Regions from separate parts of the Homo sapiens genome. Here region 2 is linked to region 1. The links are chromatin contacts, found by Hi-C in ENCODE. All regions are on one chromosome and are shown on one strand. Each heading gives the region's core, a stretch centred on a gene start or an enhancer-like site at or near the end of the contact. The rest is flanking DNA. Distances are from core to core; before and after follow the strand shown. Region 1 overlaps EGF (epidermal growth factor). Region 2 holds the start of PANCR (PITX2 adjacent non-coding RNA).

The links. Hi-C counts contacts between places; a loop is a spot of excess contacts on that map. Pooled maps may share reads with other maps.
Region 2: a map with no recorded cell type shows a loop between it and region 1 (5-fold over the local background). The contact joins the promoter of PANCR here to the enhancer-like site in region 1. A Hi-C loop is called at or near these places in 1 of 168 maps with a recorded cell type or tissue (HCT116), 13 of 37 single-sample maps with no recorded cell type and 4 of 50 pooled maps.

What each region holds. Positions count from the first base shown.
Region 1 is chr4:109,989,431-109,992,166 of GRCh38, forward strand. The region is part of intron 18 of EGF (epidermal growth factor); the gene reads left to right. Among named protein-coding and RNA genes, the nearest start is that of EGF, 78 kb to the left of the region's middle. RefSeq lists an enhancer at 1-491. Within about 2 kb of position 1,306, at least 4 of the 41 ENCODE cell types and tissues checked have a DNase peak (open chromatin) inside an H3K27ac peak, as active enhancers do.
Region 2 is chr4:110,614,176-110,616,961 of GRCh38, forward strand. It overlaps PANCR (PITX2 adjacent non-coding RNA), which reads right to left and starts at 1,283. Exons shown (of 2, transcript NR_147203.1): 1 at 1,132-1,283. RefSeq lists an enhancer at 1,886-2,544.

The DNA.
Region 1 (2,736 bases), core at 56-2,555:
TTCAGTATTTTCTTTCCCTCCTTCTGAAAACCTAAGAAACTGATAAGAAGCTCAAATGATACTGCTTTCTCCCACTTGCTAAGGTTAAAGATGAAATATCAATCATAACTATCAATCTTTTGAATCTGGTTGATTTAAATCAGACCTTTATTGGATTAGTTTTGTGGAATCCACAGACATCTGTAAACACTCTTTTAAGCACATATTTGGCTGTCAGTCAGGAAAATGTCACTGCTCTAATTAAGCAGGCCCATAGATAATTTAGACAAGCTGATTTCATATTTAATTTCCTTTGAAGAGAAAGGAAGGTATCTCTTCTTGGATGTTTAAACTCGTTAGGCTCTGGTTTCTCACACTGTTACTAACTCATCTCCTTCCAGTATCGAGCACGCAATGGGGTGTGCTCACCCTGCCTGCATGGTTGGCACGGAGTCCTCAAACTCCATGAAAGCAGTGGGCTTGCTCCTCTATTCTCTCTCCCCCAGCTCACTCTTACTCTCTCTCCCCGCCCCATATATATATGTAGTTATAATACTTCGAACCTTGTCTGGCACATAAAAAGTGCTATGTAAAATTTTATCCTTATTATTATTAAGAGTAGTTGAGTTTCTTGGTCAAGCATACTTCTTTGTCTTTGCTTTGGAAAAGCTCTCTCTTTCTCTCAAGGTGATAGTTTATTGAAATTATATCAGGAACTCATAAAAGAGTCAGTTTGGGCCATCTGGGATAGCAATTCAATGTGTTAAATATTTAATTGGCCCCTATTAAGAATAAGGCCACAGTACTGGAAACCCTGAGAAATATCAGGATGAGGAAGGTAGTCTTTGATTGCAAGGAAAACGTGACCTAAAAGAAATATAACTGTGATCAGTGATGAAGAAGAGTGCACATCATAAGAGAAGTAAAAACCACAATGAAAGTTCAGAACTGGGAGAAATATTTGTTTGAGGTATTGGGAAAGATTTCAGGGAGGAAGTGTCATTTTGGAAGGAGCATGGGGGATAAGTAATTTCATTTGCAGAAATGTGAAGGGATGGGAGGAGTCCAGGCATGAACAGATCACATGACTGCCATTAAGGGTAGAGAGTAGCCTAGTTGAGCACTAAGTTTAGGTTATATGAGGGGAAGAACAGAAACTAAGGCTGATAAGGTAGTGTATGCCATAACAAAATATCCTAGACTGGATGGCCTAAGCAACAGAAATATATCCTCTCATGGTTCTGGAGGCTCGAAGTCCTAGATCAAGGTGCTGGCTGATTTGGTTTTGGGTGAAGGATCTCTTCCTGGCTTGCAGATGGCCACCTGCTCACTGTGTTCTCATATGGCCTTCCCTCTTTGATGTGGAGAGAGAGAGAAAGGGAGACAGAGAGCAAGAGAACGCTCTAGTTTCTCTTCCTCTTTTGTTTTCTTCTTCCTCTTCTTTTAAGGACACCGATGCTATTGGATTAGGACCCCACCCTTATGACCCCATGTAACCTTACTTTCCTCTTGGTAGATGCTTTCTTCAAATACAGTCACTTTGGGAGTTAGGGCTCAACATATGAATTGGAGGGGCAGGGACACATTTCAGCCTGTAACAGATGGGTTGGGTTACCTCTGCGGAAGACTAAAATCTGAGGGTTAGTCACTGAGGTTTCACTTCTCCAGTGAAACTGGCTGAGGGTCAGACAGTCAGTGTTGTCCCAAAGTTTCTACTAACCACATTACAACTGTAAAATGAAACAGGTGAAATGAATTTTAGCAATAATATTTTATGTATTCAAATATATCCAAAATATTAACATTTTAATATCAGTGTAAAAATTATTGAGATATTTAATATTCTTTTTTATTTTGGTACTAAGTCTTCAAACTCTAATGTGTGTTTTATACTCACAGCACTTCTTAATATGAACTAGATGCATTTCAGGTACTCAATACTCTCAAATGGCGAAGGCTAGGAAGTTGGACAGCAAAGTTCTAGGCAACAGGGAGCCACTGGCAGCATTTGAGTAAAGTGGTGCAATGATGGGTTTATCATCGTTGTGCTGGAGGGAGAATAATGTGGCACTGGTGTTTAGGCATGGCGCGGAGGAAACATGGGATCCAGGAATGAGTAAGGCTGTTCTTGCAGTAATGTAAAATTGAGAGGAAGAGAGGCCCTAAATGTTAGGGTGGCAGTAGCTGAGAAAGAAAAAATGGTGGGTAGTTGGGAAAGAAAGGATGACTTTTCTGATATAGTTTATTCTTATATAAAAAGCAAAACTGTTGTATTTGATATAATATGTATGTCAATGACAGGATGTCTATACAAAAGAGTTAAGTATGAATCTTTAGGATCTGAACTTTTAAATGTTTGCCTAGAGGTTGTTTATTAATCTCCAACTTTGGGAAGTCTCCTTTCCTTCAAAGCAGGAAGAAAGCTTCCAGCCTCTCTCAGGAGCTTAGAACACCTGCATGGGGCTGGGTGTGGTGGCTCATGCCTGTAATCCCAACACTCTGGGAGGCCAAGGCAGGAGGATCACTTGAGGCCAGGAGTTTGAGACAGCCTGGGCAACATAGCGAAACACTGTTCTCCACAAAAAAAAAATTAAAAACAAACAAGCAAACAAGAACTAACCAATCATAGTGATGCAAGCCTGTGGTCCAAGCTACTTGGTGGGTTGAGCTGGAAGAATTGCTTGACCCTAGGAGGTCAAGGCTACAATGAGCCATGATCACACCACTGTACCTCATCCTTAGCAACCAAGCAAGATT
Region 2 (2,786 bases), core at 33-2,532, 620 kb after region 1:
CCCGGTGTGCTTAGATTAACTGCAGTTCCTCAGGGGGTTTATAAATCAATCAATAGGGAGTCTATATTCATAAAGGCCTCTGATCTAATTACACCCCCTCCTTTTTTCCCCCTCTCTAAAAAAGTTAAGTCGCGGAGCCAGGGACTCCCAGGGTAGCTCCGTCCACTAAGGGCGGCTGGAGGCTGGGGAGTCCCGGCGACGGCGGCGGGGGCATCCGTGGATTAGGATGTGGATTGCAGGACAGACCTTTGTTTGGTCACATTCGCGACAGGGATTGGGGGAAGGGTCGTCCTCCTTCGAGATCACGCTGGATTTTTATAGACTCGCCTTAAAAGGGCTCACTCTTCACAGGGTTAATTTATACGGCTTTCGAGGAATATTAGGACTTTTAAGACGCTGTTTATATTGTCCCATTAATTTTTTTGTTACACTCCTAACCCCCACCCCTACACCCCCCGGCTTCAGCATCTAATAGAAAGGGGGTGGGGGTGAGGGAAAAAGCAGGGCAAGGAGGCGAAGAGAATTTGCCTTCTAATCAAACTACTTACTCGGCCCAGGCTCTCCAACATGTTTTTAAAAATTAAATTTCTAACCAAGTCGTAAACACTAAAACTCAGATTTAGGAATTGGGAGGAAGGAGAGACAATCATGGGCTGTATACACCTTTTCCCAGGTCTCCACTAATCTGAAATCGGTATTAGCGGAATGAAGACTTTGGGGCCTTGGAAATTTTTAAAGAGGTTTACTTTTTTTTTTTTTTTTTAATAAAACAAAACCCGAGGATAGGCCAAAGATACCGAGAGAAGAAAAGGTGCCTGCTAGTAACAGGTGAGGGATGGAAGGGGGTGGCGGGGAGAAAGCCCCCAGACGGCGGATCGTCTGCGCGGGGTTCCTGCCCCAGGCCTGGCGAACCTCTGAGCGCTCAAGGAGCACGGCGGCAGTGCGCTGAGGCCAGTGAGGCCTGGGCGCCTCCGGGCCCAACCTCGAGCTCGCCATTTTTGAACCCAAGCGGGGAAGGTTGGTGCTCATGCTATAGATTATGTTAAAGGTTCCTTTAAGCACTTTAATACACAACTAGCTCAGAAATCATTAAGAGACCTAGAGAAGGAGAAAAAATACCCTCACACTCACCGGTAATAAGTGTTGACATGCAGCAAAAATCGGTTGAGTGGAACCGAGGTGGTGGTTGCAGCGACGGCTAGAGGGGGACCCGTGCAGGGGCGGGAGGGGCGAGGGGACTGACTGCACCGGCTCTGGGAGCTAGGTTTCTCTCGCTGGATGGGAAAAGGAGGTGCGGAAAGGGGCAGGCGGCCTGCGGGCTAGCGGGGATGAGAGTTGTGGGGAGAACGGAGGAGAGAGTAAAATTATTCCTTTTGGAAGTCCAAGGGAAGGGAGCTGAGGTGAGAGAAATGGCCTCTCTTAGGTCCCAAGTCTCCGCCCCCAGCCTGCACCACTCAAGTCGGGGAAGTGACAACTCTTCCTAAACCTCGACTTCCATTTTTTGTTTCCTGCAGATTGATTGATGTCCTCGCGTTGTTCTAGTTCAGCAACCAAACTAGGCCGAGGTACACCTCTTTTACCCAGAGCTCCCAAATCACTCACCAACCTGCAGGAGACCTAAATCCTCCGGGCAGGTCTCGTTAGCGCTTCCAGCCCCCATCCCCAAATCCCCTCTTCTAGCTCCTTCCTTCCCCTCCGCCCTTTGGCCCTCCCCGCCCCCTACCAGGCTGAGAGGCGGAGAGGCCGGGACCGCTGGGCCCTGCGGCTCCAGAAGCCAAAGTCCGCCCGTGGGGACCGTTTTCCTCTCCACTGCTCTCAAGTGAACAACATGGTGGGAGGTGACCCTCGTCCAAAGGGCTTTTATCTGCCCCCCACTGCTGCGTGATCCCTCCGCAAGTCGGAGGCAGAGCTTTAAAAAGAAAGAAAGTGTGCGTTGAGCACTGATCTTAAATCGGGGACATTATCTGCGATCTCTTTAAGTGGCAGCAGCAGTTTCTTGCAGAACAAAGACTCAGTGTTCGAGCTCCAAAAGCTTCTAGGTAAAGTTTCATTCAGATGAAAGCAACTAAGGCGAAAAAACAATGATATTGTCGGCTCCAGAAAATCGGCGGTTACTTTTTGCTCTAAGTTCCCCAGCGTGGTGTTTGTTCTCGCCCACTTTGGTTGTGCGGGGGGTTGACAAGCATAACAAAAGATCTCAGCACATCCCTCCCCCCACCTCCACAACGACCCTCCTAGCGCCATGAGGATGAATTCTCTGGGACTAAGTGGTATTTGTTTCTATTTGTTATGAAATCAAATTTCACATTTTTTTAAAGCTGAAAATCGCGGATAAAGAAGGATCGGGTGCTTAAAGTTCATTTAAACACTCACACCGAACTCATTCCCTGTTTAGATGTCAGAGGATGGCAGGGAGGGCCAGGGCTGTAATTCATCTTGATTTGCTTCATTGTCCTGCAGTTTGCAAACTATAATCCTGTATAATTTCAGGAACAAGCAGGTTTAGAATTAATGGGTCAATATTATTTAAAACAAAACACCGGGAGCATGACCTTTGCCTCAACTACATATTGCTCGACAAGACTCAGGAAACTCCACTCTAACCTCTCAACCCCTGAGTTCTTTGAGAAACTGAAGGGCTGTAGTTATTAGAAATCATCTTTGTTTCTTTTAATGTCTCCAAAGGATTTGGAAATAGTAATGCAATATAACATGAAGGATCTCTCTACTTAAGCCTGAAGATAAACGTGGAAGCCTAAATATTTTGAACTGGAGATGTTTCCCTG